2 separate regions of the Homo sapiens genome follow, and region 2 is linked to region 1. Evidence: read pairs that join two places in POLR2A ChIA-PET (ENCODE). Cell type or tissue: MCF 10A. All regions are shown on one strand. Links, peaks and the distances in the headings refer to the core of each region. The heading gives the core; the rest is flanking DNA.

Region 1 (15,955 bases), core at 5,560-8,059:
TGACTCACCAGAACACTGGGCACAGAAATCACATGGAGGGTCCAGGGGCTTAGGTGGGCAGGGGCAGCAAGTATAGTACAAAGAGCACAGACTCTGGACATAGATCTGAGCCTGAATCCAGCTCTGCCACTTACTCGCCATTTATAAGCCCTAGGCAAGTTCATTAACCTCTTTGAGCTTCAGTTTCTGAACCTGTAAAATGGAGATAAATGCATTACTTGAAAGACTGTTAAAAGAAATAAGAGGAAAAAATATATGTAGAAATAGAAAGTCTAATAGTGTTACCAGGGTCTGGGGAGAGAAGGGAAGAAGGGAAATTGTTGTTTAATGGATACAGTCGTTCAGATTGGCAAGATGAGTAAGTTCTGGAGATGTTTCACAATAATATGAATATACTTACCACCAAACTGTACACTTAAAAATGGTTATGATGGTACATCTTATGTGGTTTGTTTAATCACAATTTAAAAAACATGTAAAGCATAGCATCATCTCACTACAGGTCCTCAATACACAGTATGGGTTCATGGAAAATAGCACTAACAGAATGATATTAATAGCCTCTGCCACCAGATCTGTCTAGCTAACACTTAATTCAGGCCACAATCAGCTTCCTCTCTAACTTTTTCAGGCTGAGAACAGGCCACTCAGCCCACAAACAACAAACTGAAGTCTCAACAAATGCCACCAGTATTCTTATATAGATGAGGCAAAATTTTAGTTGGTGTTTAAAAAAATGTCACTCAGTCCTCAGCATCTTAGCAGAGTTACAGATTTTCCCTGATTCCAAAACCACACAAGCAGCAAAATTACCTCCATTTCCTCTCCCTGCAATGCAACCAGGTCTAGACCCTGAACAAAAAGCAAAGCCTTAGAGCCTATAGTTCAAGAGAGGAGACGATTCATTAACTGATTCAACAAGAACTGACGAAAATCTGTTCTGCCAAACACAATACAAGGTACTGAGGATGCAGAGAGCAATGACGCAGGGGTTGTTAGCCGTCAGAGAGAGACCTTGGCACACGGCTGACCACAAGACAACCTGGGAGTTCCAGAATGCAGAGTCCTGGGCCAGCTAAGTTGCTGGGATGAACCAGTTTCAGTCAAGGTAAGAAAGGTAACGTCCAGGCTGGGCGCGGTGGCTCACACCTGTAATCCCAGCACTTTGGGAGGCCGAGGCGGCCGGATGGCCTGAGGTCAGGAGTTCAAGACCAGCCCAGCCAACATGGTGAAACTCCAACTCTACTAAAAATACAAAAATTAGCCGGGCATGGTGGCACATGCCTGTAGTCCCAGCTACTTGGGAGGCTGAAGCAGGAGAACAGTTTGAACCCGGGGAAGCAGGGGTTGCCGTGAGCTGAGATGGCACCACTGCACTCCAGCCCGGACAACAGAGTAAGACTCCATCTCAAAAAAAAAAAAAAAAGAAAAAGAGAAAAACAAAGGTAATGTTCAATCTTTTCCTGTTCTGTGTGAAGCAGGGAGCCAGAAAGTAGGAGCCACAGCAAGCCCAAGGGATGGAGGGAGGGGTGTCCTGGGTATAAAAGGAGGAAGAAAAAAGATCCTATTGATGGCCATATGGCCTAGCTGCTTACTGTCTCTTGTCAATTTAGAATGTGCCCCACTGGGGGAACAGTCATGATATGAAACCAACCCCCCATGCCCTCAAGGAGCTTCAGTGCAAGAATGCTAGCCAGGAGCCTTCTATTCTAAATGATGCAGACACTAGAATAGCTCCTGGACCTCAGAGGACCAAGCGTGGACACAACCACAGAATGACAAGAATTAGCGGGACTGTAAATAACCTGAGATGAGCCAATGGGGCAGCTGCTTTCTCTTTCCATTTATTTCTCCCCAGGTCAGCAGACCTAACAAGAGCCCCATATTCGTGTGTTTGTACTTATTTTCTAGGCAAAATATAAATGAACAATTAAAAGAGAGGGTGGCAGCTGGGTGCGGTGGCTCACACCTGTAATCCCAGCATTTTGGGAGGCCGAGCTGGGCAGATAACTTGACAGCAGGAGTTCGAGACCAGCCTGGGAAACATGGCAAATCCCCGTCTCTACTAAAAATACAAAAAATTAGCCGGGCATGGTGGTGCACACCTGTAGTCCCAGCTGCTGTGGAGCTGAGGCAGGAGAATCACTTGAACCCAGGAGGCAGAGGTTGCAGTGGGCCGAGATCACGCCACTGCACTCCAGCCTGGTGACAGAGCGAGACTCTGTCTCAAAGAAAAAAAAAAAAAAAAAAGATTTCTAAGACCAGAGAGGTTGACCTCTCCCAGGAGCAGAGGAGAAACTGCGGCCCTGAGATTTGAGGGACTTGATTTAATGTTGTGAGCATGCTGATTTTGCTGCTGGTGGCAAAATTTGAATATATATGAAATACTGTAACAAATTTAAATCATTACAATAAAAGTATTAATGATAATAGCAGTCATAAGGGCCACTCACATTGTGAGCACTTCTGTTTGCCAGGTGTTGTGTGAAGGGCTTTGCACTCACTCACTCATGCAGCAAGACGGTCTCAAAAAAAAAAAAGAAAGAAAGGAGAGTGGCAAAGCAAGGTAGGATGAACAAAAAGGAAGCCGAGACAACCAGCTCATGGACGGCAGAGTCAATACACAGCTTCTAAATAAGGAAGAACTGCGTTTCATAGTATGTCTCCTGGTTTGCATTTAAAAACAACACTAATGCACACAGGCTACAGCAGGTGTTAGGAAATTGAGCTCCCCTAAATCAGTACTTTTAATCATAACCAGATGAAAAATATGAACACCACTGACTTTCCATTTGCACAGCCCTTTACAGTTTGTTTATCAAGTATATTCATGTGCATGACTTCACTGGCCTCCCCAGCTTCGAGAGCCAGGTGGGCAGGGATAAGCGGCCCCACCATCCACGAGAAGGAAGGTGACTCAGACAGTTCACAACGTCACGACTTGCTCAAGGTCACACAGCTGGTAAGGGGTAGGGCAAGAACTCCAATATAGGATCTTTGTCTATAAATTCTGGGCTTTCTCAATACTGCCCTTCCCCAACCTAAGGAAAATAAGTCTTGGGGACTTTGCTTTATCTCAATTAGCAGCCATGAATACACTTGCAAAGTGACAGACTGAAACTCTATAACACTGTGGATAGCGGACAGAGGGATGGGGACAGAGCTGACACTCAACACATCTGAAATGACACCTCCATTACAAAGGGTCGGCTGCTCTACATTCCCTGGAGAATTTCACTTGCTCCTCTGTTTTTCAGATGCATTGCTCTGCAAACTTTGGTTTCCCTGGGTCTTCCTTCTCAGGCCTCTCGTTTCTCCTGAATGATTTCATAATCCTCAACATGTTCTGTCATCGCAGGGAGTTGATGTGAACATGATTACTGGGGTTATGAACCAAGGACTGCGACCTCAATAGGGGAGAGGCAGAAAAAAAACACAGCTAGCCACCAAAATGGATTTCACAGACCTTGGTCACAAGGGGATAAATGAGGGCACCCAGCCCTGCAGCCATCTCTATGCTCCTCTAGCCAGCACTAGTTACTGATTTTATTGCCAGCTTCCTAAACCACCTCCTGATCATCTGTGCAAAAGTTGCAAGGACCTGCTAAACCCCAGCTACAGTAAATCCAAGAACGCTTCGCTTTTGGCTATGGAACCAAGTCCTGAAAAAAAAAAATACACCCACACATGCATGTACACATATGCACATACACACACACAGGTGCTCCCCATCAAGCCCTCATTCTCTTCCAGTCTCATCTACGCTTACAGCCCAGAGCTGGGCAAGCCCAGAGACCCTTTCTTTCATCCTCCCAATTAGAACTGTCTCTCATGATTCCTCAAAGCCTGGCAGCATCCTCTATTGAGATGCTATTGGCATTGGGGTGAGGCAATTCTCTGCTGTGCAGGACTCTCACATGAGAGTGACCCTAGCCCTCCCCCACTAGACGCCAATAGCATCCTCCCCAGTCACTGGGACAACCAAAAATATCCTCCTAATAGCAGTTCCCTCCCTAGTCACTGGAACAACCAAAAATATCCTCCCACATTTCCAGACATCCCCTCCTGGGGCATTATCCTTCACCACAAAGCCTGCCCCATATGTGCATGCTCAGGTATCTCACACACACACACACACACACACACACACACACACACACACACACACACTCACCTACCTACCTCCTTGAAGGTGGGGGCTGTGTCATTCAATTCAACCACCATCTACCTCCCAGGCTCTGTGTTACTCTTGTGGCGTGGCATTGTGAACCAGACATATCCTTCCTCAAGCAGTGTCTGTCTCCATAAAAGCATCAAACACAAATAACCAGGATACAAAGCCGAATAAAACCAACGAGGCCGCAGGACTTGGCGCAGAGAACACCAGGGCAAGTGTCTGCGGTCTGGGGTTGGAGTCCTACCTTGATGTGTGGCCCTGGCCAAGACCCTGGACTTCTTTGAGTCTCTCTTTTCGTATCTGTAAAACGAAACCTTGATCTTTAACTTTCCTTCTTGCTAAAATATTTTAAATGTTCAAGCACGTTTCTTGAACATTATTTTTTTAAGAGAGAAAAGAGGACGGCTGGAACGGAGAGACAAGGGGCTAATCCTGTCTAGGTTCCACAGAGGCGGCAGCATTTGACCTGAAGATTTCCATAAGGCAGTTCCATAACACCGGTATATGAATAACTATAATACAAGCAGGTCATATTCCATGATCACACTTCTGAGGCTTGGGATGTAACTTTTGATGAGAGACTAGTGACTCTGGGTAGCTGAGTTGCTGTGGCATTTGCACAAGGAGGGTGGCTGCTGGCCTATTTGCTGCTCCGATTTCCTTCCCGGAGAATTAGTCCCAGGCAGAGCCTGTGAGAAAGAGCCCCGTGGGAATCCACTCACCCGCCTGGCTCAACTGGTCCCATTCTCAGGAGGCCCTCCCGCCTGGCCTGAGAAGGGAAAGCCAGCTGCTCCGGGAGGGAACTCACTGTGCAATTTTCAACAAAACCCTTCCTCTAAGTTCCATCAACTGTCAACCCTAAAAACACTGCTTAAGATTCAACTGTTAATCTGCACGTGCATCTCACAGACCAAACACTGCCTCACGTCACAGTCCCGGAAAAAAAGTCATTTCCAGATATCATGGAAACGGCTTTTAAAATGTGGCCTCAATAAGGAATCAGAGAAGTAAGAATGGGGAGAGTTCTCTCCGGTAACAGAGCCGCACCTTCCTCTGGCATAGCACAGGAAACTGCCCTAGGATCCTCAATGTCCCACGTCCTGTGACACGAGGGCCCCCCATCCTCTCCAGCCGCCCCTCCTTAGGCCCCGCTTCCATTTCCCCTCCACAATGTCTATTTCAGCTGTATTTCAACCCGCTATCACATTCTCCTGTCCCAGCATTTGACAGAGCCTGAAGATAGCAACAACAGTAACAGTGATGATGATGAAGCCATTTTAAGAAAAGACCAGGATTGAAGAGGACACCTGGCCACAGCGTGGTGTATTCGGCGCTCGGAGCCTGGGCAGCAAATCCCAGCGCCCCGACACTGGATTTCGAGGACACCCCGAGGCAGAGGCGCACTCTGCGGCGGGAGCCAAGGACGCGGAGGGGACGCTCGGGCGGGTCACGTGTTGCGCCGGATCCCCGAAGTGCGCTCGGCCCTGCTGACGTAACTATTCGAGAATTTAAAAGTCCCAAACTCGGAGGAAATCCAGCGCAGAGTTTTATGGCTAGTCCACGCGCCGTCGTGGCCCGCCGGGGATGCCCCCACGCGACCCAGTAGGACCACACGAGCTGGGAAAGAGCCCGGTGGGAAGGCGCGGAGGCCCCCAAGGGCGGGACCCCAACCCTGGCAGGGAGCCTGGTCACGGGCGCCAACCACAACCACGCGCGGGGACCCCAACCGCGAGCGGGAATCCCAGCCACTGGCGCGCGCCCCGAACCACGGGCTTTGACCCCCGCGCTCCCACTCAAGGGAACCAGGCTCCTGGGCAGACACTCTGGGGCCCGCGGTTTCCCCGCAGCCACACTCCTCTGCCAGCAGGGGACCGAATGTGCAGTTAGCCACTTTTCCACCCTCGGCCAGTCCCTGCCGGGGAAAGCCGAAATGAGCTTTGGCCACTTCCAGTACGCCTTTGTCTGGGGGCCAAGGTCCTTCGGGCGCCCATCTTCTGACCCCGGCCGCCCGCCCGTGGCCCCGGCACTTACCCGCCCGGGGAGATAGGGGATGGCCCGCACGGAGCCGCCTTCGTTCGGAGTCGCAACTGCCAAAGAGCCCGGGGGCGCTGGGTTTTCCGAGCCCGGTGGCGGCGCGGCGCGTGGGGTCACCACGGTCCGGTGCGGCCCTGGGACGCAAAGTTTCCCGGGACAACGGCGCAGGGCCGGCGTGGCTCCCCGAAAGGCTCGGGAAAAGTTGCAGCACAAAAGGCCAATGACTGGGCGAGCGGCGGCTGCCGGGCCAGGCTCCTCCCCCAGCTCTGGGCTCTCCGACCCGGGGCAGCGCTCGGCCAGCTGCTCGCGCAGGGCGCCCGCCGCGCTCTCCTCCCCGGCCAGGAATGCGCGGGGCCGGGCGCGCCCAGACGCACCGAGGGGCCCGCGGCCGCAGAGCGGCAGGCGAGAGACGCACGGACCGATGGACGCACAGCCCGGCCGCTGCTCCTGGAGGCGCTGCAGACTTCCAGGAGTCTCTGAGTCATGACAACTTGTTACTGTTCTTAGTTTGTCCACGGCCTTCCCACTACGCATGGCAACGCCGGGAAGGCTGTGGCGTGAGAACGGACTGGGAAGGTCAAGTACCGGCCAGGCGGCCCGCGCTTCCTCTGCGGGGCCGTTGCCCGCCTGAGGCTACCCAGGAGCCTCAGAAAGAAGCTGGGGGTGAAATGGTGCCTCGCTTGTTCCTGGAGCCAAATTCCGGCCCTTTTTTCTTCACCTGTGTGGTATTAATGGCGCTTAACCACAGAAACAGCGCGGGCTGTGCTGGACAGTTTGCAAAACTTGACGTGCGTTCTATTTGGCTGTTGCACACTCTGAAGTCGGCAGAGGCTAAATCCAAACCAATTCCAGCTGCCATATTTCTAGGAGTTATGTATCTATTGGCATGTGAGGTCTGTTTTCCTTTAAGGGCCTAACTAACTCCTTCACTGACATGGACCTCACACCCAGAAGTGGTGCTTACCTGCCAACACCATGGCATATCACCTTTTCTCTAGAAATTTCTGCAGCTAGGCCCCAATCATGAAGAGCCCGTGACTATATATAGACAGCAGGCTTCCCATTTTTAGTGTCACAGAAAGCACTGCTATAGATTATATACTCAGGGACCAAAGGGCATGAGACTCAGAAATTACTCAGCACTTCCTTTCCTCCTCTTAAAGAAACAGATCTTACGAGCCCCTAATGAGGATTCTCTGTAGAATAAAGAAATAGACTGTTACTGCCTTCTGCGAAAATATTGTTTTTTAAATAACGCAGTGCTTCTAAGAGTCACATTTTTTATGGAAACTTAAATAGATTCCTTGTTCACATGCTTATCACAGGTTTCCTCGTATCGTATTAATGTGTCCATTTTACAAGTATGATAACTGAGACCCAAATAGGCTAGTTTAAATGTATACCATCTGCTGTCGGTGAAGAGAGAATGGAAATGCCCAGTCTTCAAGGTTCTTGTGCCCTATAATCCCAGCACTTTGGGAGGCCGAGGTGGACAGATCACGAGGTCAGGAGATTGAGACCATCCTGGCCAACATGGTGAAACCCCGTCTCTACTAAAAATACAAAAAAAAAAATAGCTGGGCATGATGGTGTGTGCCTGTAATCCCAGCTACTCGGGAGGCTGAGGCAGGAGAATAGCTTAAACCAGGGAGTCGGAGGTTGCAGTGAGCCGAGGTTGCACCACCGCACTCCAGCCTGGCGACAGAGCGAGACTCCGTCTCAAACAAAAACAAAAGGTTCTTGTGCCCTGTGGGTCATATCCATTTGTGGTAAAAACATACACCACTCACCACCATGTAAGCTCCAGCACCTCAACTGGGCAACGAGCTAAGATGAACTTGAGGTGCCATCCCGTTCATGTGAAACAGCCCCTCCCAGTTGACAGATGCACATCCTTCAAGACAGAGGAAGGTGCCACTCTGTTTCGAAATCTACTGGTAGGTCTGTATGGTTGGCAAAAGGAAGGCCCCGGCAAGATGGCCACATCTTCATCCCTGGAGTTGTGAATATGTTAAGTTACATGACAAGGGGAATGAAGGTTGTAGATGGAATTAAAGTTGCTAATCACCTGACTTTAAAGTAGGGAGGCTATCCTGGAGTATCCAGGTGGACCCAATGTCATCATGAAGGTCCTTTAATTGGAAGGAGGAGGAAGAAGAGAGTCAGAGAAAGAGATGTGGCTATGGAAGCACAGTGAGCGAGAGATTAGAAGATGCTGACTTTGAAGATGAAGGAAGGGACCACGAGCCAGGGAATGTGAGTGGCTTCTAGAAGCTGGAAAAAGCACGAATGTGGATTTTTCCTCGAGGGCTTCCAGAAAGGAACACAACACTACCGAAACCTTGATTTTACCTCAGTGAGACCCATGTTAGACATTTCACCTACACAGCTCCTAGTAAAATAAATTTGTGTTGTCTTAAGCCAAAATTACTAGTTTTGTGGTAATTTATTATGGCAATCACAGGAAACTAATGCAGTAGGTACCTGGTTATTACTGTGACTTAATCCCTTCTTTGAAGGATTTTAAGAAGATAGCTAGGATTTCATTCACATCTCCAGAGTCTAAGGTCATTCACTGCAGGAGAACCACTCTGGTCGAGGAAGGCTGACCTCGGCACCTCTGTGAGGAATGACTGAACTCAGGCAGTGCAGTGGTCTTGGGCAGCCAGCATTCGGACACAGCCATAGTCCCATGTAGGACCAACTCATTAGAAGATGAAGTCAGGGGCTCCTAATATCATACAGTACTGAGCCTCAAATCCTGCCACACGACAGAAATACGTCGATATCAGAAACTCTCGGCCAACCCACACATCTCTGATCCTAGCCACGACCAGAAATCTTGCCTGGATAGTGAACCTAGAGCTACAGTAAATGTGCACTGCCATCCCCTCCTGCTCCAAGTCAGGGTAACAATGCAGTAATGGTACAGAGGAGGAAAGATGCAGGCTTGTGCGGTCTTGGGATACCTGGAATCTACTGAAGACTGACTTGCAGGCAGCAACACGTGCCTTAGAAATTGCATCCATGGCTGAATCTTTACTTCCCAAGGATTCTTTTTGCCTGAGTACCAGGCTATGGTTCTGCATCAGGGTGGTCTATATATGTGTTTACAGCAAGGCCCTAGTACAGTAGCTGCTAAACTATCTTCTGCAGAGTCCTAGGGTTTCTGGAGTTATCTTAAAGGCATCCATAGCACCTGCAAAGAGAGCTGTTTGACTTTTGTCATATCTTTAAGTTCTACATAAGATTTTGTTTGGAGAAGAGGTTCATTCGGAGGGAAGGGGAAAAAAAGAAAATGTGAAAACACACTAATTTTATAGAGAACTTATGCTGAAACCCAAAGAAGGAGATGGACTTACCCAGGGTCAAAGGCGGCATAGCGACAGAGCAAGCCCCTGGAATGCAGACTTTAAAAAACTTAAGTGGAGAGAACCGGATAAGGCACCCTATGTATAACACCCAGATCCAACATGATCAAATTATGGCTAATTCCATTTTATCCACAATCCCACTTTCCCTCTGCTACCCAGATTGTTTTGAAGCAAATGCCAGATAGCATCACTGCATCAGTTAATATTTCTGTCTGAATCTCTAAAGGCAAGAGCTGGAAAGGGAATTTCTGAAGTCAAAGTCTTCATTCTTCTTGGGCCCCCAGCCTCTGCTCAACAGGACTAGCATTGCTGAAGGGACATCTATGACATGAAAATATCAATAGGAGACAACCACGAACCCCAGGCTGTGGGACTGAAACTCAGTGCCAATAAGACTCACCGGGTTAATGTTAAAATGCAAATTCCTGGGCCTGGCTCCCGGGCATTCTGATTCAGTACGTCAGGAAAGGGGTTCAGAAATGTGCATTTTATCAGGGAAATGCAAATCAAAACCACCTCATTCCTGCAAGAATGTACTCTCAAAAAATTAAAAAATAATAGATGCTTGTGTGGATAAGATGAAAAGGGAACACTTTGAATGTAAACCAGTACAACCACTATACAAAACAGTGTAGAGACTCCTTAAAGAAGATCTACCATTCGATCCAGCAATCCCACTCCTGGCTATCTACCCAGAGGAAAAGAAGTCATTACATGAAAAAAGATACTTGTACATGCATGTTTACAGCAGCACAATTTGCAACTGAAAAAATATGAAACCAGCTCAAATGCCCATCAATTAACAAGTGGATAAAGAAAATGTAGGCCAGGCGCCATGGCTCATGCCTGTAATCCCAGCACTCTGGGAGGCCGAGGTGGGCGGATCACGAGGTCAGGAGTTTGAGACCAACCTGGCCAACGTGGTGAAACCCCATCTCTACTAAAAATACAAAAAATTAGCCAGGCGTGGTGGCGCGTGCCTATAATCGCAGCTACTCGGGAGGCTGAGGTAGGAGAATCACTTGAACCCGGGAGGCAGAGGCTGCAGTGAGCCGGGATCGCACCATTGCACTCCAGCCTGGTGACGCAGCGAGACTCAAGAAAAGAAAAAAAGAAGACCGGGCGATGGCTCACACCTGTAATCCCAGCACTTTGGGAGGCCGAAGCAGGTGGATCATGAGTCAAGAGATTGAGAACATCCTGGCCAACATGGTGAAACCTCGTCTCTACTAAACATACAAAAATTAGCTGGGCATGGTGGCACGTGCCTGTAATCCCAGCTACTCAGGAGGCTGAGGTAGGAGAATCACTTGAACCTGGGAGGCAGAGGTTGCAGTGAGCCAAGATCGCACCATTGCACTCCACCCTGGGTGACAAGACTAGAACTCCATCTCAAAAAAAAAAAAAAAAAAAAGAAAATATGACATACACATATATATATACACACACACACATAGAGAGAGAGAGAAAGAGAGAGCGCGCGCGCATGGAATACTACTCAGCCATAAAAAGGAATAAAATAATGGCATTTGCAGCAACATGGATGGAATTGGAGACCATTATTCTAAGTGAAGTAACTCAGAAATGAAAAACAAAACATTGTATGTTCTCATTCATAAGTGGGAGCTAAGCTATGTGGACACAAAGGCATAAGAATTATATAATTGGCCGGGCACAGTGGCTCACGCCTGTAATCTCAGCACTTTGGGAGGCTGAGGCGGGTGGATCACGAGGTCAGGAGATCGAGACCATCCTGGCTAACATGGTGAAACCCCATCTCTACTAAAAATACAAAAAATTAGCCGGGCGTGGTGGTGGGTGCCTGTAGTCCCAGCTACTCGGGAGGCTGAGGAGGGAGAATGGCGTGAACCCAGGAGGCGGAGCTTGCAGTGAGCCAAGATCGCACCACTGCACTCCAGTCTGGGCAACAGTGAGACTCCGTCTCAAAAAAAAAAAAAGAAAAAAGAAAAAAAAAATATATATATATATATATAATGGACTTTGGGGTCTTGGGGGAAAGGGTGGGAGGGGGGTGAGGGATATAGACTACACACTGGGTACGGTGTACACTGCTTAGGTGGCAGGGGCACCAAAATCTCAGAAATCACCACTAAAGAACTTATGCATGTAACCAAACACCACCTGCTCCCCAAAAACCTATTGAAATATATATATATATATGTTTTAAAAAAGAAATGTGCATTCTAGCAAGCATATTTTAAATAATTCTTTTTTAAAAAATTATTATTATTATTTTGTTTGTTTGAGACAGAATCTTCTCATTTTCTCACCCAGGGTGGAGTGCAACAGTGTGATCTGGGCTCACTGCAACCTCCGCCTCCCAGGTTCAAGCGATTCTCCTTTCTCAGCCTCCCAAGTAGCTGGGATTACAGGCACCTGACACCACACCTGGCTAATTTTTGTATTTTTAGTAGAGACGGGGTTTCACCATGTTGGCCAGGCTGGTCTCGAACTCCTGACCTCAAGTGATCCACCTGCCTCGGCCTCCCAAAGTGCTGGGATTAGACGTGTGACCTCAAGTGATCCACGCGCCTCGGCCTCCCAAAGTGCTGGGATTAGAAGCATGAGCCACCGCACCCAGCCTGTAGATAATTCTGATGGAGATGCTTTTCAGAGCACACTTGGAGAAATTGAATCGAAGTTTTATGGCCAGCATTATTGGTTGCTTTCAAAACTGCTGTTCTTCCTCCTTGTTTCCTTACTTTTGTTTAAATAATTGGGTTAGGCATGGTCCTGTTACACACCCTTGGCCAATGAAACAGAAGAGAAAATCAGCAGGCCTTCTGGAGATAGTTTTCTCACTCTTTGGAAGAGACACAAGACAGCATGGCTCCTGACCATCAGGGGTCTTCCTGCCTCTTGACATTGTCATGCGAGGGCGCAGTGCCTGGAGCTGCTGCAGCCAGCTTGAAACGATGAGGGGAGCATCTGGCCACACACTGAATGTGGGTAGAGAGGAAAATGAAAAGGGCCTGGGTCTTTCCTCAATGATGTCGCTGAACTAATGAATTACACAACCTTGGACTTCCTGCTGGTGCAATGATAAACCTATGATTGTTGAAGCTTTCTTGTATTGGGTGGTCTGTTACTTGTAGCCAAAAGCATCTTCAAAGGGCTGTCAACTGTGGTGCTGAGAAGCACTCATATGGTAGATACTAAACCTAAGGCTTCAGAAAGGAATGAAAGACCACAAAGCACATCATCATTTGCCAAAGGAGTCCTGCAGAATACAAAAGGCAAATCAGTGCCTAGGAAGTAACTGTGGCCCTGTCCACCAAATAATGCTTTGCTATGCATTTGCAGCTTCCTTTAAAATTATGTTGTAGCAACAATACTTTGCTTTTGCTGAGAAGTGGAAAGCCACATAGAAATGAGAAGCCAGGCTAGAAACCTGTGCTCAATTTGCCTGACACAGAAATAACCATTAATGGTTCAAATACCCACCAGCATCTGCAATCACCCTCTGAGTGCCCATATGGAACTGAAAAAATGTGAAATTAGCCCAAATGCTCATCAATCAGTAAGTGGATAAAAATGTTTAAGACAGGGGCCGGGCGCGGTGGCTCACACCTGTAATCCCAGCACTTTGGGAGGCTGAGGTAGGCAGATCACCTGAGGTCAGGAGTTGGAGACCAACCTGGCGAACATGGCAAAACCCCGTCTCTACTAAAAATACAAAAATTAGCCAGGCATGGTGGTGGACGCCTGTAAACCCAGCCACTGGGGAGGCTGAGGCAGGAGAATCGCTTGAACCCAGGAGGCGGAGGCTGCAGTGAGCCGAAATCACACCACTGTACTCCAGCCTGGGCAACAAGAGCGAGACCCCATCTCAAAAAAAAAAAAAAAATGTATATGTATATACATACACACACACACACACACACACACACAGAGAGAGAAAATGTTTATGACAGGCCAGGCGCAGTGGCTCACGCCTGTAATCCCAGCACTTTGGGAGGCTGCGGCGGGCAGATCACCTGAGGTGAGGAGTTCGAGACCAACCTGGCCAACGTGGTGAAACCCCATCTCTACTAAAAATAAAAAAAAATTAGCCAGGTGTGGTGGTGGGCACCTGTAATCCCAGCTACTTGGGAGGCTGGGGCAGGAAAATCGCTCGAACCCGGGAAGCAGAGGTTGCAGTGAGCTGAGATTGTGCCATTGCACTCCAGCCTGGGTGAGAAGAGCAAGACTCCATCTCAAAAAAAAAAAAAGTGTTTAAGACAGGACGCTACGTGGAAAGACAGGCACATGCTGGAGAGGCAAGAAGCAGGAATACGGAACCAAAACACCAGCAGACACCAGGTACAGTCAGAGTTCAGAGCAGGAAGAACCTGAGGTTATGATGTATATTAGGGAAAGTAACTTCAGGAGGCTGAAGGAAACCTCCATTCCATCGAATGGCTCACTTCTGCCCCACTGGATCAAGGGCCTCTCCCCTGATCACTTCCCCCTCCATCCCAGACTGCCAATGCCCAATTTCATCCCTTATCAATCCTGGGAAATGAGGCCAGAGACTGGAAGCATCCAAGGCTGGCTGGGTAACTGACAGGCAATATGTGATGCGGAAGGTCAGAGGCCAAACACTCCCCAGACACAGAGCATACTGGTTCCTTGCTGGGAGCTGGGAGTCTAAATCAAAGTTCATACATCTGATTTGTTGATGGGCATCCAAAGAGAAGCTTCGGAATGCTGGCGCCCTGAGTGACAGCACACTATCTTCACAGAATCACGGAGCGTCCTGTTAGGGGCACCCATGCATGCCAGACAGCATGAACTTCCCTAGACTAAAGGAGTTTCATCTAGTTATTCAAAGTCACTTATCAAGTGCTGCTACATCCTGGCCCTGTGCAAAGCACTAGGGTTAAAAAGTGAGATGCAACATGGTTCTTATGCTTACGTCTATCATCAGATAACGATGGCTACCACATGACAGGGATGGGAAAGGAATATTTTAACCAGCGTTGGAAGAGGTAAGGGGAGATGTTCCAGAAGAGGGAATAGTTAAGCTGAGTTTTAGAGGATAAGTCAGTGTTACCACGTTAGGATTTCTCAGATTAGAGTATTTCAATAGTTATGCATTTACATATTAGGAAAAAGATGCCATGAGCACACCAACTCATAACTTCACAGACATTGACTAGTAACACAACGAAATAAAAAATGAAAGCTGAGCCTGGTGGCTCACTCCTGTAATCCCGGCACTTTGGGAGGCCAAGGCAGGAGGATCAGTTGGAGTCAGGAGTTCGAGCCCAGCTGGGCCAATATGGTGAAACCCTGTCTCTACTAAAGATACAAAAAAATTAGCTGGGCGTGGTGGCAAGCGCCTGTAATCACAGCTACTCAGGAGGTTGAGGCAGGAGAATCACTTGAACCTGGGAGGCGGAGGTTGCAATGAGACAAGATCGCACCACTGCACTCCAGCCTGGGTGACAGAGCAAGACTTCGTCTCAAAAGAAAAAAAAAATCATAAAATAAAAATGAAGCCATTTTTAATAAGTAAGTAGATAGAAAGATAGTAAGTAGATAATAACACAAGTAGTGTACAGAGATGGTAAATGTCATGAATGTGGCCCATGAATGATTGACACTGGTGAAACATTGAGCTGAAAAAAGAAGAGGACATGGACCAGAAGAGAGAGAGAATATTCTAGGCAGTAAGAATTGACTCTCCAATGCCTTCTAATAAGGAAGTATATGATTAAGTCATTCATCAAGTATTTATTAAGACCTACATTTTGTTAGGTACTTCTAGGAGCTGCAGAAACAGCAGTGAAAAGACAACATCCTTGCCTTCATAGACAATGCCTTCTAGATAAGGACAAAAGGCCATATTCATTAAATACCAAATAGAGGCAAAGTCACTTAGGGCCATGAGCTGTTTTAGTCTTATAATGCCTGTGTACTGTCTCTTGAAACAGAGCATGGTCTCCATGAGGTCAGGAAACCAAGCCTTCCTGCAGTGCTCACCAGGCAGCTGGTCGGCTGGGCCTCCACTAGGTTGACCCCAGTCCAGTGCTCATCGTCCTCCATCCTTCCTCTCTCCTGCAAGACAAGACCCCCGCCTCCAGGCCAGCCTCCCTCAGCTCTACAGCTCAGGACCACCTTGCCCCATGACGCTCTTCTTCTCCCACAGGACAGTATCTCAGGGATTCACTCAAACACCAAGAATTCAAACTGAAAGGGTATGTGGGGCCTAGAAGATGACCCCATCATCTGCCAGCTTTGAAGAGTGGCAAAATGCCATCCACATGCCAACTTGCAGTGTGCCTCCCCCACTTAATAACTGGTAAAAGAACACCAAAAAGGTAATTTAAAAGCTTTTCTAAAATAACCACAATAATATTATGCA
Region 2 (15,955 bases), core at 5,424-7,923, 160 kb after region 1:
TATATATATATATATATACACACACACACACACACACACACACATATAATATATATTATATATATAATTAACATACCTACAATTTCTATGTAAACTGTATAAATCATTTTTCATCTATTCATAGGGCTTAGCAACCATTACCACAATCTAATTTTTGAACATTTTTGTTCCCCTGACCCTGAACCCATTAGCTGTCACTCTACCTCACCTACCATTCTGACCTCTTACCCCTAAGCAACCACTAATCTACTTTCTGTAAATTTGCCTGTTCTAGACATTGCACATAAATGGAATTATATAACATGTAGTCTTAACACCATAACTTTCTAAGTTCTTGTCTAAAGTTGCCCCCCTTTTTATCTGTCATTTTTCTACTTTCTACTTGTTTCAAACTTTCCTAATTTGAGACACTTAAAAGTGGTTACATTTTGCAAACCAAGGCCATGTTGCTTTTCATTTTGTACCTTTTTGTAACTATTGAACTTACTTTTTTTTTTTTGGGAAGGAGTCTCGCTCTGTCGCCCAGGCTGGAGTGCAGTGGTGTGATCTTGTCTTACTGCAAGTTCCGCCTCCCAGGTTCATGCCATTCTTCTGCCTCAGTCTCCTGAGTAGCTGGGACTACAGGCGCCCGCCACCATGCCTGGCTAATTTTTTTGTATTTTTAGTAGAGAACGGGGTTTCACCGTGTTGGCCAGGATAGTCTTGATCTCCTGACCTCGTGATCTGCCCGCCTCGGCCTCCCAAAGTGCTGGGATTACAGGTGTGAGCCACCACGCCTGGCCAACTATTGAATTTTCTAACCTGTACTTTTTACTTTTTAAAGTTATCAACAGTGGCCAGCGCAGTGGCTCACACCTGTAATCCAGCATTTTGGGAAGCTGAGGCGCGTGGATCACTTGAGGTCAGGAGTTCAAGACCAGCCTGGCCCATGTGGTGAAATCCTTTATTAAAAAATACAAAATTAGCTGGGCATGGTGGCGGGCACCTGTAATCCTCAGAGGCTGAGGCAGGAGAACTGCTTGAACCCGGGAGGTGGAGGTAGCACTGAGCCAAGATTGGGCCACTGCACACCAGCCTGGGCGACAGAGTGAGACTCCATTTCAAACAAGTAAAGATAAAATAATCAACAGTGGTTATTATGAGCTACTTTTTCTTTAAATTTCTGAACTGAAAAATACATGTTATATTTTATTTTTTGAGATGGAGTTTCACTCTTGTCTCCTAGGCTGGAGTGCAATGGTGTGATCTTGGCTCACTGCAACCTCTGCCTCCCGGGTTCAAGAGATTCTCCTGCCTCAGCCTCCTGAGTAGCTGGGATTACAGGTGCCTGCCACCACTCCTGGCTAATTTTTGTATTTTTAGTAGAGACAGGGTTTCACCATGTTGGCCAGGCTGGTCTCAAACTCCTGACCTCAGGTGATCCACCTACCTCGGCCTCCCAGAGTGCTGGGATTATAGGCGTGAACCACTGCACCCGGCCATGTTATCTTTTAAAAATAAAACTTGGCCAGGCCTGGTGGCTTACGCCTGTAATCCCAGCACTCTGGGAGGCCGAGGTGGGCGGATCACGAGGACAGGAAATCGAGACCATCCTGGCTAACGCGATGAAACCCCGTCTCTACTAAAAATACAAAAAATTAGCCTGGCGTGGTGGCAGGTGCCTGTAGTCCCAGCTGCCCAGGAGGTTGAGGCAGGAGAATGGCGGGAACCCAGGAGGCGGAGCTTGCAGTGAGCTGAGATGGCGCCACTGCACTCTGGCCTGGGCGACAGAGCCAGAATCCATCTCAAAAATAAATAAATAAATAAAACTTATCACCTTCCCAAAGCCTTTCTTTTCCTCCAGGGTTTTGTCAATAGTACCTTGTTCTTAAATCAGTTGTCCTGTCTGTTCTCATCTCATGTATTCACAAATCTTTTCCATAGATGTCTCCAACGGCTGGGGAGGAGCCTTATTTCTGTGCTGAGGGTGGTAGGAATCAGGGTGGAATTGTGGCCATGCCTTCCTCCTGTCTCCGCTGCCTAAGAAGTTATCATCCAAGCTCCATTCTCAGTTCCCCCTAAATTGCTGCCCTACTCTAGTCCATATTTTCAATAAAACACTTTATACTGCATAACCGGACGTGCTATTTTTTTTTCTTCAGTGTTTTCTTCCCCACATGAGTTGTAAACCCCTTGAAGTACAGAGGGGCTACATCTCCTGGACAGAGTTAGGGTTTAGGCTTAGGAATATGATATTAAGTTTTAGGTGGATTGGAGAGTACAAGACAATGTGTTTCTGCATAATTGTAACAGGCTTGTACATCCTCTGCTATATTTACTCCTACAGAGAGGGAGCCATGCCGCTTTAGTCAAGATCAACTCAGAGGCTGTGAAATTGTAGGTTTCTGGATTTCTAGAAAAGTGTTGCGATTAGCAATGTTAAAAGAATAATGAAAAGCATAGTGAAGGATGAAGGTGTGTGAGTTAAGACTTTTCAGATTCTTGGAGGGGGAGATTTAAAAATGGCTACAATTTTTTTTTTTTTTTTTAGACAGAGTCTCGCTCTGTCCCCCAGGGTGGAGTGCAGTGGCCAGATCTCAGCTCACTGTAACCTCTGCCTCCTGTGTTCAACCGATTCTCCTGTCTCGGACTCCCGAGTAGCTGGGATTACAGGCACGAGCCACCACACCCGTCTTACTTTTTTTTGTATTTTTAGTAGAGATGGGGTTTCACCTTGTTGGCCAGGCTGGTCTTGAACTCCTGACCTCAAGTGATAACGCCTGCCTCAGCCTCTCAAAGTGCTGGGATTATAGGTGGGAGCCACCATGCCCAGCCCAAAGTTTTTTTGATAGGAGTCCGCTTTCCCTTTCCTTGGATTTAAGCTGGTCTTGGTGACTTATGTGACCAGTAGAATACAGAAGTGATGTTCTGGGACTTGTGAGGCTAAGTCATAAGAAGCCTTCTAGCTTCCAACAGGCCTCTTGGAATACACATTCGTGGAGTCGTGAGTCACCGAATAATAAGTCCAACTACCACGTGGCACTGAAACCACATGGAGAGCTGCAAATGAGAGATGGGCCAGGGAGGCCCAGCTTTCTAGCCTTCCCTGCCAAGGGCATGTGGGGAAGCCATCTTGGACCCTCCAGATGAGCCCAGTCATCACCTGAATATCCCCAGGCAGCTCTGGTGGTACCTCATGGGACAGAAATGTCCAGTTGAGCTCTGTCTGATTTCCTGACATAGAACTGCGAGATATAATAAAGTGGTGGTTGCTTTAAGTCACTAAGTTTTAGAGTTGTCACACAGCCAGCTGAAACACTTGGAAATACTGTGCTTGTGGCTTTTTTAATTTTTGCCAGTTTGATGCACTTAAAAAAACCAGGGGAGTATATGTTTTATTGCATTAATGATTAAAAGTATGCTAGTCTAAAAAATATAAAATAATTTAAACCTTATTTTTTTCTAGTTGACTTCTCAAAAATGGTGGCATACTCAAGAGCTCCCTTCAGAGTGGTTTCTTAATTTTATACTCTCTTTTTTCTTATTTCTCCATCAGAATCATCACTTTCCTAAGTGCTTTCTGGTAAGGTTGCAAAATTGGATAAGCTGTGACCCATTCAAACTCTTTCACCTTCTCTTTTTCCACTTGAGATTTTAGGAAAGATGGAACGGGGCTGGAGCGCTTCTGAGCGTGTCTTTGCTTTGAGTTCTCTCCCTCAGATCATTCGGTCTTGGTGTCCCTTCATCTGTTCCTTTGTCCATGCCACCTTGTGCTTACTGGTTTCAGTTTTGTGTGTTTTCTGGATATTTTCATGCTTTCCATCCTTTTCCCGTGTTAGTATTTTAGGGGAAAGTATTTCACTGGGAATTCTTTGAGGGAGCAGTCGGTGTTTGTGGTCTCTGAGGCCTCTGGTTTGTTCAGCCTGGTATATGTTTCTTTGTAAGACTCAGTTCCCTCTCAGGCACTAGATAGTCCCATTTTTTAGTATCTTCTGTTTTCTCACGTTGTGATCTCTTTTCCTCTTCCTCTATTTTAGTTTCCCATTTTGGAACCATATTGTATTTCCATGCTTCTTCCATCATCATTTCTTGATGCTATTGATAGTAGTACGCCTCTGCTTTAGCAAACTGGAAATCAGAAGACACGGCCTTAAGTTTATGAAGTGTTTCATTCTCCTGCTGAAACTTGTGGACTAAACAGTTTCCTCACTTCTGAAGAATGGACACCACCTAGGCTGGGCGTGGTGGCTCATGCCTGTAATCCCAGCACTTTGGGAGGCCGAGGTGGGTGGATCCTGAGGTCAGGAGTTTGAGACCAGCCTGGCCAATATGGTGAAACCCCATCTCTACTAAAAATACAAAAATTAGCTGGGCGTGGTGGTATACGCCTGTTGTCCCAGCTGGTTGGGAAGCTGAGGCAGGAGAATCGCTTGAACCTGGGAGGTGGAGGTTGCAATGAGCCGAGATCGCACCACTGCACTCCAGCCTGGGCGACAGAGCAAGACTCCATCTCAAAAAAAAGGATGGACACCACCTAAACCCTTATGAAAGGGAAGTATTAGAACATTTTAAGTTGGATGTCCTTTATTCTATTTCCATGGTACAGATCTAAAACTCCTACACCATGTCCCAGTTAGGGACACTTTTTTGTTTTCTTAGATGGAGTCTTGCACTGTCACCCAGGCTGGAGTGCAGTGGTATGATCTCAGCTCACTGCAACCTCCGCCTCCTGGGTTCAAGCAATTCTCCTGCCTCAGCCTCCTGAGTAGCTGGGACTACAGATGTGTGCCACCATGCCCGGCTAATTTTTGTAATTTTTAGTAGAGACAAAGTTCCACTATGTTGGCCAGGATGTTCTCGAACTCCTGACCCCAAGTGATCTGCCCGCCTCGGCCTCCCAAAGTGCTGGGATTGCAGTTGTGAGCCACCGTGCCCAGCCCCACATACCTCCTACACTCTCCTCCTGCAGTGTTCCCTCCTACCTGAGGACTTTGCCGTAGCCTTCCCTGAGGAATCAGAAGCAGTCCCTCCGGAGCTCCTCCCTCCTCGCTGCCAGAACCACCACCTTGCCTCTGTCCCAACTCTGCCTTCCTGCCTTTACAGAGGAAACGCTGCCCCTGTGCCTTTCCAAAGCCAAGCCTTCCACCTGTGCTTGTTGAGCTTCAAGACTCAATTTTGCAATTATCAGATTCCCTTTCCCCAAAATCTCCCTGCTGCTGGGTCACTCCCATCCACATACAAATAGGCTTCAGTATATGTCATCTTTAACAAAAGAGGAAAGCTCTTCCTCTATTGTACACCCTGCTCCGGTTTTTACCCGCCTTTTTTACTCCTCTTCACAATATAATTTGAGTAGTTACCTGTGTTCCTTCTCCATTTTCTCACCTCACCTTTTCTCCTCAATCCACTTTTGCTGGGTTTTCATCCCCCACCCCCTTTTCCCCCCACTACTTCACTGACTGCTCTTGTCTAGGTCGTCACTGGTTTTTTTCTTTTTTTGAGACAGAGTCTTGCTCTGTCACCAGGCTGGAGTGCAGTGGCACAATCTCGGCTTACTGCAACCTCCGCCTCCTGGGTTCAAGCGATTCCCCTGCCTCAGCCTCCTGAGTAGCTGGGACTACTATGGTCCTTATGTAGACCACTCTTCAATTTCAGCTTAAACGTCACTCCCTCAGATCTTCCACAAACTCTCTCAGAGAAAACCTCATCCTTCCATGACACTTACAGTAATTTATGCTGTTTGTCTAATATCAATGCTCCTCACTAGACTAAGCACCCCTTTGTGGGGGCAGGGGTGGTTATTCTCTGTTCAGTGCTGTCCGGCCAGCACCATTGGTGCTCACTGAACCAAATGCTGAACTAAACAGGCAGAGAGCACTTTCCCTCGAAACACTTGGGCCCCTTCTACCTCAGGGATAAGCTTTTTATGATTATGATTATTACTGGCTCCAAACTCCATGGTAAATGTATTTCCTCACCTGAATCTTCTTTTCTAATGGGGAATAGGACCCTACTGCAATCTGAGGGTCTTGAGTATTTTTAGCCCAGGCCAATCTAGAAGATCAAAAAGAGAAATTATACTAGGATTTGGAGAAAGGTTTCAGGAAACATGCTCTAGTGTGAATTATATTAGGGAGTTGATTTGGGACACAATTTCCATGTATAGCAGAAGGCATTTCTCTCTGCCAACAGGCAGGACTCTATGGTATGTTTAACTTCTGTCTTTGCCCGAAGGAAGGAAGGAATGCACTCTGATAAAATTTGAATAAACAAAGAGAGCCGCATTTTGTTTGGGGCTGAAACTGTCAGAAGTACCTTTATATTAACACTGGACAGAGAAGACCATATTGCTATTTCAAATATCACAAACCACTGTTTTTGTATATTATTGCTAGGACAAAGAACTTAGCTTTGATGAGAAAAGTTTTCAAAGTCGGTAAGTACAAGAAAACAAGCAAAAGTTGGTATGTACATTTTAAGTGCAGTTATGTGCAAAGTTATTAGCAAGCAATATAATTTATAAGCTGTCATTAATTTCCAACAACAGCTATCTAACATCTTTCATGATTCTTGACAAAGGTTTACATTTTAAACTGGTAATAAAACTGTATGACAAAAGTTTTTTAAAATTTAATGCAGAAAAATATAGCTGAGAAATATGTTACTTAGGATAGAGAACAGTCATGTTTAAGCATCCTGGAGACCTCTTCTTAATCTGATTAGTTAGTAAATAGGTTCTATGTTTAACAACCTGCGTTATAAATATTTTGTTTTCTTTGGTTTCTCTTAGCAAAATAAGGGAAAGATTTTGTAAGACAGAACTGGAAAAAACAAAAGACTATTTGTCTAGTAAGTATTAATAAAGCTAATTTCTTAAAAAGACAGACTCATAATACTGTTTTATATTTTTCTTTTCTAAGAGGTTCTTATATTGTTTCCATAGCAACATTTATTGAGTTTAGTATACACTAGGCATTACACTATGAACTTAAATGGATTATTTTACTTAGCCTTCCAAACAGTCTTATGAGATAGGTCTTTATTATCCCCTAATCTTAGCAAAGGGACTGAGGCTATGAGAGGTTTCATGACTTGTCAAAGGCCCCAGGAGTAGTTTCAGAGTCAAGATATGTGCCTACATGACTCCAGAGCTCATCATTTTCATCCTTGGGCTATACTTATTCTCAGATAGCTGAATATTCTCTTGCCCAAAATAGCAGGAAAATAATACCTACTGTTCCTCTGCACTCAGCCTCAATCATTCGGAGTCTGTCACCAAAGACTCAGATCCTGTTTGTTGATCCTTCGCTAGTCCCGTTCCACTTCCTCCTCATAGCACCTTGAGTCACTGCCTCATGCTGTTATGACGCCTTTTGCTTCCACCATTGCCCTATCAATTGCCAGCTTTATATACATCTTTGCTCCTCTCTCTCCAACTCTCAGTGTCTGCTCTCCCATGTTCTAATCACTCATTCTCTATTCTGCAAAGCACTGTTTTCCAGACATTAAAGTTTCTGACCCTCTTTCAGACTTTCAGCTACCTACTATTGATCCTTCAGGATGCCTTGGGCTGATTTCTAAGGCAACCAGAAGCAGTCACAAGCTTTTCTGTGTGTCATCGCTATCCTAGACTGAGACTACTGTGAGGCAGTATGTGAAGACATAGTATGGTTGGCAGGGAATGGGCTTCACTCAGTGTAAGCTGGGCTGAATGGTCAGAGAGAGAAGCTAAAAGGGGCTGTGTTTCAACAGGCACAGGCATCCCATCTCAGTGCAGAGAAAACAATGTAAAAGGCAATGAAAGCATCTGATTTGCTTTTCTTTGGCATATATGTTGAGTATTCTCCATGGAAATGGAATCAGTGTAAACCCTTGGAGAGGATGCTGTATGCATATTCACAGTAGTTGGAGGAGGCTGGGTGAGTGGGCAATTGGCTTAGTCATGTGGCCTCATCATCACTTAGCTGGGGTGTCACTCAGCTAAATACTAATGCTGGGGAGGTTTTAGCTTTAACACACTTTAATATATTTTTAGTCACATATTATTTATGTTGATAACTGGTCTTTAAAGATAGGAAGCAGGCCGGGCACAGTGGCTCACGCCTGTAATGCCAGCACTTTGGGAGGCTGAGGCGGGTGGATCACAAGGTCAGGAGTTCGAGACCAGCTTGGGCAATATGGTGAAACCCTGTCTCTACTAAAAAATACAAAAATTAGCCAGGCATGGTGGTGCGTGCATGTAGTCCCAGCAACTCGGGAGGCTGAGGCAGGAGAATCACTTGAACCCGGGAGGCAGAGGCTGAAGTGAGCCAAGATCACGCCACTGTACTCCAGCTGGGGTGACAGAGTGACATTCTGTCTCAAAAAAAAAAAAAAAAAAAAAAAAGGAGGAAGCAGGAAGCAAAAAAGGTACCAGTGTTGAAATGTTGAAATACAAATGAATGAAAATGATTCTGTATATTCACTTCAAGATACTCTCTACCATGTATGCAAGCTGCATTCATCCAAAGTCATCATGTAGCCCAATGAGACATCTCTAGTTCTTTAAAACAAATGTGAAAAGGAGAAAATACAGTAATTAATTACCTGGATTCTTACTTAGGAATTAAATCTGTCCCTCCCAAAATGTGCCATGTGCAGAGAAGTGATTCAGACTGTAGCCCAGCCAGATGTGGTGGTTTATGCCTATAATTCCAGCACTTTGAGAGGCCAAGTGGGAGGGTCACTTGAGCCCACAGGTTCAAGACCATCTTGAGCAACATAGTGAGACTTCTATCTCTACAAAAAAAAATTTAGGCCAGGCTCAATGGCTCATGACTGTAATCCCAGCACTTTGGGAGGCTGAGGCTGGCGGATCACCTGAGGTCGGGAGTTCGAGACCAGCCTGACCAACATGGTGAAACCCTGTCTCTACTAAAAATACAAAATTAGCCGGGCATGGTGGTGCATGCCTATAATCCCAGCTAGTCAGGAGGCTGAGGCAGGAGAATTGCTTGAACCCAGGAGGCAGAGGTTGCAGTGAGCCAAGATTGTGCCATTGCACTCCAGCCTGGGCAACAAGAGCAAAATTCCATCTCAAGAAAAAAGAAAAATTTAAAATTGGCCAGGCTTGGTGGCATGCCTGGGGTCCCAGCTACTTGGGAGGCTGAAGTGGAAGGATTGCTTAAGCCTGGGAGGTCAAGGCTGCAGTGAGCCGTGATTGTGCCACTACACTCCAGCCTGGGCAACAGAGTGAGACTCTGTCTCAAAACAAAAACAAAAACAAAAACAAACACCCAAAATCATATTCATAAATAGTTACAAAAAGTAAATATATGGCCAGGCGCAGTGGCTCACACCTGTAATCCCAGCACTTTGGGAGGCCGAGGTGGGCAGACCATGAGGTCAGGAGTTCGAGAACAGCCCGGCCAATATGGTGAAACCCCATCTCTACTAAAAAATACAAAAATTAGCTGAGCATGGTGATGCGCACCTGTAGTTCCAGCTACTCGGGAGGCTGAGGCAAGAGAACCTCTTGGACCTGGGAGCCGGAGGCTGCCATGAGCCAAGACTGCGCCACTGCACTCCAGCCTGGGCGACAGCATGACACTCTGTCTCCAAAAAAATAGGAAGCAAAAAAAATACCAGTATTGAAGTACAAATGAATGAAAATGATTCTGTCTATTCACTTCAAGATACTCTCTACCATGTATGCAAGCCGCATTCATCCAAAGTCATCGTGTAGCCCATTGAGACATCTCTAGTTCTTTAAAACAAATGTGGGCCAGGCGTGGTGGCTCATGCCTGTAATCCTAGCACTTTGGGAGGCCGAGGTGGGCAGATCATCTGAGGTCAGGAGTTCGAGACCAGTCTGGCCAACATGGTGAGACCCTCAACTCTACTAAAAATACAAAAAGGTAGACAGGCGTGGTGGTGTGCGCCTGTAATCCCAGCTACTTGGGAGGCTGAGGTGCAAGAATTGCTTGAACCTGGGAGGCAGAGGTTGCAATGAGCCAAGACTGCGCCACTGCACTCCAGCCTGGGCAACAGAGCGAGACTCCATCTTAAAAAAAAAATGTGAAAAGGAAAAAATACAGTAATTAATTACCTGGATTCTTAGGAATTAAATCTGTCCCTCCCGAAATGTGCCATGTGCAGAGAAGTAATTGAGACTGTAGCCCAGCCAGATGTGATGATTTATGCCTATAATCCCAGCACTGTGGGAGGCCAAGCGGGAGGGTCACTTGAGCCCAGGGATTCAAGTCCATCCTGAGCAACAGAGTGAGACTTCTATCTCTACAAAAAAAAATTTAGGCCGGGCTCGGTGGTTCACGCCTATAATCCCAGCACTTTGGGCGGCCGAGGCTGGCGGATCACCTGAGGTCGAGGAGTTTGAGACCAGCCTCACCAACATGGAGAAACCTTGTCTCTACTTAAAATACAAAATTAGCGGGGCATGGTGACGCATGCCTGTAATCTCAGCTAGTCAGAAGGCTGAGTAGCCTCCTGTTGGTGAGCCAAGATGGCGCCACTCACTCCAGCCTGGGCAACAGAGTGAGACCCTGTCTAAAAAAAAAAAAAAAAAAAAAAACCCCAAAACCCAAAAAAACAAAACCAAAAAAAACTATAGCCCCCCAAAATAATATTCATAAATAGCTATAAAAGTAAATACATGGCCGGGCGCGGTGGCTCACACCTGTAATCCCAGCACTTTGGGAGGCCGAGGCAGGCGGATCACGAGGTCAGGAGATTGAGACCATCCTGGCTAACATGGTGAAACGCCATCTCTACTAAAAATACAAAATATTAGCGGAGTGTGGTAGTGGGTAGTCCCAGCTACTCAGGAGGCTGAGGCAGGAGAATGGCGTGAACCCAGGAGGCGGAGCTTGCAGTGAGTGGAGATGACACCACTGCACTCCAGCCTGGGCGATGGAGCGAGACTCTGTCTCAAAACAAAACAAAAAATTAGCTAGACGTGGTGGCACGTGCCTGTAGTCCCAGCTACTCAGGAAGCTGAGGCACGAGAATCGCTTGAACCTGGGTGGCAGAAGTCGCAGTGAGCTGAGATCACACCACTGCACTGCAGCCTGGGCAACAAAGTGAGACTCCATCTCAATTAACAAACAAACAAACAATACATGTATTTTATGCTTTAGAAAAGAATTTCAAACATCAGGTCATGTAATGGTTCAAAAGCATTAAATTACGTTTCATTCTACATTTTATATTAACTTGATCTCCAAACCAAACATAACACCATTTTAAAATTGATAAAAACCATGTCACTCAGATTTCAAACTCATGTGATATTAATTCAGCCAAAATTCTTATACATCTATGACCTGACGGGACCATAGGATACCACAAGCCCCTTTCATTCATTGGCTAAGAGTCAGGCATTGTGTGAAGTGCTAAAAGGCAGCCTCTTATTTACCCTCATGTGAAAAAAGAGAAGCCTCTTTTTTGATAAAGAAAAATATGCAGTCCTGAGTGTAAGCCTCCCTTTAAGTAATCAGCTTAAATTAAAATAACACTTATATAAAGAAAATCACACGGACCTAAAATTACTTTTTATTTAAGTACTATGTTGTAAATTGTTTCTCTTTTCTGACAAGAGAAACTAGACCAGAGAAAGAATATTTTTAAGCCAGTAAAATAAACAGAGAACTTTTCTGATAGTAAATCAGGTTGAAACAAACTATGAGCAAGACTGGGCTTTGCTCTGTAAGTGAAAGACTGCCTGAGTTGTGAAGAAAATGACTCTGATCTTCACACACCTAAATTTTAATCCTTCATAAAAAATCATGAAATGTGTTTAAAGAGTTATGGGAAGTCCTAGCTCATGGAGAAGATGGTGGTGATTGAATGGAAAGGGTTGTTAACCCCTTCTCACATAAAGTGAACTTGATATGAACTTCACAGTAAAATGCAAGAGCAACTTTTGGCATTGGAAACAGCGCCTTGCCTGCTGTCTCCATTTTGCAGAAGTCTGAGTGCATCCAATGGCATCTAAACACCAAACACGGACCCCTCCAACAATCCTATGAGGTGATAGGAATATCATCCCCATTTTACGTATGAGGAAACTTTAAGAGAGTTAAGTGACATGTTTAAGGCCACAAAGATGCTAAGTGGGAGACTGCAACTTAAACACCAATGTCTAAAAACAAAGCCTGTGATCTCATGCATATGCCATCCCACACAACCTTGGAATATCAAAGGAGTGGCAACAGTCTACTTTTGGTGAACTTACAATCCAAGTAGGCGGGAAAGAACTATATGCAAATATATCACAAGTGTAATAAAGGGGTAAAAATGCATTGCTTACATATTGAGAGATAACAAAGGGCTGGAGTCTTTAATGTGAGGTGGAACTGAAGACAGAGGCCTTCTTGGAAAAGGAAGTGCTTCTTGAAGTAGATTGAGAGCACAATCTGAGCAGAAATGTGGGAATACTCCTGAGACCAGCCAGGAGATGACTCAATCAAACTGGTTGTTAACAAGAGGAAGTTACACAAGCCAGAGTACCACATACACAGGGGGATGCTGGAAGCCAGAATATAGAGTACAGTATGGGGAAGGGACACTGAAGCCAGGACATGATGCAGAGGAATCTTGATGACTTTCCAAAACAAATAAAGACTCTGAAATGCTGTTAACAGCAAAGTGATTAAAAAGAAGAGATGCTTGATAAAAGATCCTGAAACCATAGGGCCTAGAAGCAGAGACAGAGAATTGGGCTGGTACACTAGAGGTGCAAGAACCTGGTTCTAGACCAGCACTGTTCAACAAAATTAGAATGTGAGTCACAGATGTAATAGAAAATTTTCTAGGAGTTTAAAAAAATAAAAATAAATAGGTGATTTAGTTTTAGTGATACGCTTTAACATAGTATATCCAAAATATTGTCAACCAACATGTAATCAACATACAAAGATTTTACACTGCTGTTCTTTAATCAACTTTCTTTTTTTAGAGCAACTTTAGGTTTACAAAAATATTGACTGAAAAGTACAGAGAATTCCTACATACCTTCTCTCCACAAGTTCCTCCTATTATAAACATCTTGTATTAGTGTGGTACATTTGTGATAACTGAGGAATCAATATTGATACATTATTATTAACTGAAGTCCATAGTTTACATTAAGATTCACTCCTTATCTTGTACCTTATATGAGTTTTGACGAGTATATGACACGTGTCCATTATTACTGTTTCATACAGAATAGTAGCACTGCCCTAAAAATCTCATGTCTGTACCTATTCATCTTTCCATCCCTCAATACCCTGAACCCCTGGCAACCTCTGATCATTTTACTGTCTCCAGAGTTTTGCTTTTGCCAGAAGTCATATAGTTAGAATCATATACTATATAGGCTTTTCAGATTGGCTTCTTTCCCTTAGCATTATGCTTTTAGGGTTCCTTTATGTCTTTTCATGACTTGAGAATGGCAATCCAGCTCATTTCTTTTTATTAGTGAGTAACATTCCATTATATGGATGTGCCAGTTTGTTTATCCTTTCACCTCCTGAAAGACATTTTGGTTACTTCCAAGTTTTGGCAATTATGAATAAAGCTGCAATAAACATTTGTGTGCAGGTTTTTGTGTGGACGTCAGTTTTCAACTGCTTTGGGTATATAACAAGGAGCACGATCACTGGATTGTATGGTAAGAGTATGTTTAGTTTTGTAAGAAACTGCCAAACTGTCTTCCAAAGTGGTTGCAGTGCATGTTGCCTCACCATCGGTGACATATGAGAGTTCCTGTTGCTCCACATCCTTGCTAGCATTTGGTGTTGTCAAACTTTAGCCATTCTAATAGTTGTGTAAAGGCATCTCATTGTTGATTTGATTTAATTTGAAGTTCTCTAATAACATGTAATGCTGAGCATCTCTTCATATGTTTTATCTGCCATCTGTTTATCTTTAATTGTCTGTTAAAATCTTTTGCCCGTTTCTAATTTGGCTGTTTGCTTTTTTATTGTTAAGTTTTAAGAGTTCCTTGTGTGTTTTAGATACCTGTCCTTTATCAAATACGTGTTTTGCAGTTTTTTTCTCCCAGTCTGTGGCTTGTCTTTTCATTGTCTTAACAGTATCTTTTTTTTTTTTTTTAGATGGAGTCTTGCTCTGTCACCCAGGCTGGAGTGCAATGGCGTGATCTCGGCTCACTGCAACCTCTGCCTCCCAGGTTCTAGCGATTCTCCTGCCTCAGCCTCCCAAGTAGCTAGGATTATAGGTGTGCGCCACCATGCCCGGCTAATTTTTCTACTCCTAGGAGAGGTGGGGTTTCATCATGTTGGCCAGGCTGGTCTCAAACTCCTGACCTCAGATGATCCGCCTGCCTCGGACTCCCAAAGTCCTGGGATTACAGGCATGAGCCACCATGCCCGGCCAACAGTATCTTTCACAGAGCAGAAAGTTTTAAATTTTAATGAAGTATTACTTAATTTTTTTTCTTTCATGGATCATGCTTCTAGTGTTATATCTAAAAAGTCATCACTAAACCCAAGGTCACCTAGACTTTCTCCTATGTTATTACCTTGGAGTTTTACAATTTTGCATTTTACATTTAGGTTTATAATTCATTTTGAGTTAATTTTTTACATTGGATATAAGGACTGTGTCTAGATGTATTTTTTTTTTTGCATATGGATGTCCAGTTCTGTGCCATTTGTGGAAAAGACTATCACTTTTCCATTGACTTGCCTTTGCTCCTTTGCAAAAGATCAGTTGGCTGTATTTGTATGAGTCTATTTCTGGGCTCTCTGTTCCATTTATCTATCTGTTCTTTCACCAATACTACACTATCTTGATGACTAGCTTTATAGCAAGTCTTGAAGTCCAGTAGCGTCAGTCCTCCAACTTTGTTGTTCTTCAGTGTTGTTTTGGTTATTATGGGTCTTTTGGCTGTCCATATAAACTTTTGAATGTTTGTTGATATTCAGAAAATGACTTCCTAGGATTCTGACTGGGACTACTCAGAATCTGAAGATCAAGTTGTAAAAAACTGATGTCTTAACAACATTCATCTTCCTTCAACGAACATAGATTCTCTCTTCATTTATTTCATTCTTTATTTCGAGGTTTGTAGTTCTCCTCACATAGATATTGTATTGGTCCTTTCTCACACTGCTGATAAAGACATACCCGAGACTGGGCAGTTTATAAAGTAAAGAGGTTTAATTGACTCACAGTTCCACATGGCTGGGGAGGCCTCAGGAAACTTACAATCATGGCAGAAGGAATCTCTTCACAGGGCAGCAGGAGACAGAGTGAGTGTCCAGCGAAGGGGGAAACTTCTTATAAAACCATCAGATCTCGTGAAAACTAACTCACTATCACAAGAACAGGATGGGGGAAATCGCCCCCCATGATTCAATTATCTCCACCTGGTCCCTCCCATGACACGTGGGGATTATGGGAACTACAATTCAAGATGAGATTTGGGAGGGGACACAACCGAACCATATCAGACATTAAACATATTTTGTCAGATTTATACTTATTTCTTTTTTCGTTGCTAATGTAAATGGTATTATTTTAAATTTCAAACTGTAAATGTTCATTCCTCTTTTTTTTTTGGAGACAGGATCTTGCTCTGTCGTCCAGGCTGGAATGCAGTCTGCAGTGGGATGACCTTGGCTCACTGCAACCTCCACCTCCTGAGTTCAAGTGATTCTTGTGCCTCAACCTCCCAAGTAGCTGGGGATTACAGGCACATGTCACCACGCCTGGCTAATTTTTGTATTTTTAGTACAGATGGGGTTTTGCCATGTTGGCCAGGCTGGTCTTGAACTCCTAACCTCAAGTGACCTGCCTGCCTTGGCCTCCCAAAGTGCTGGGATTACAGGCATGAGCCACTGTGCCTGGCCTGTTCATTTCTTTTTTTTCTTTTTTTTCTTTTTTTTTTTTTTTGAGACAGAATCTCACTCTGTCACCCAAGCTGGAGTGCAGTGGCTTGATCTCAGCTCACTGCAACCTCCACCTCCTGGGT

Evidence for each region. Peaks named below come from ENCODE experiments on the same cell type or tissue, not always from the same donor. Only the 100,000 strongest peaks of a DNase experiment are listed, where the experiment ranks them.
Region 2: POLR2A ChIA-PET joins it to region 1 with 5 read pairs; 3 of 35 experiments call an interaction of 5 or more read pairs at or near these places.

Annotation. Positions count from the first base shown.
Region 1 is chr10:122,103,487-122,119,441 of GRCh38, reverse strand. All of the region lies in intron 5 of TACC2 (transforming acidic coiled-coil containing protein 2), which reads right to left. Among named protein-coding and RNA genes, the nearest start is that of TACC2, 120 kb to the right of the region's middle. In MCF 10A, for the core only: CTCF peaks have their summits at 6,044 and 6,631; DNase peaks (open chromatin) are centred at 5,631, 6,071 and 6,671.
Region 2 is chr10:121,939,490-121,955,444 of GRCh38, reverse strand. It overlaps the pseudogene ATE1OSP. Among named protein-coding and RNA genes, the nearest start is that of ATE1, 19 kb to the right of the region's middle. In MCF 10A, for the core only: no CTCF peak of the experiment used is centred there; no DNase peak of the experiment used is centred there.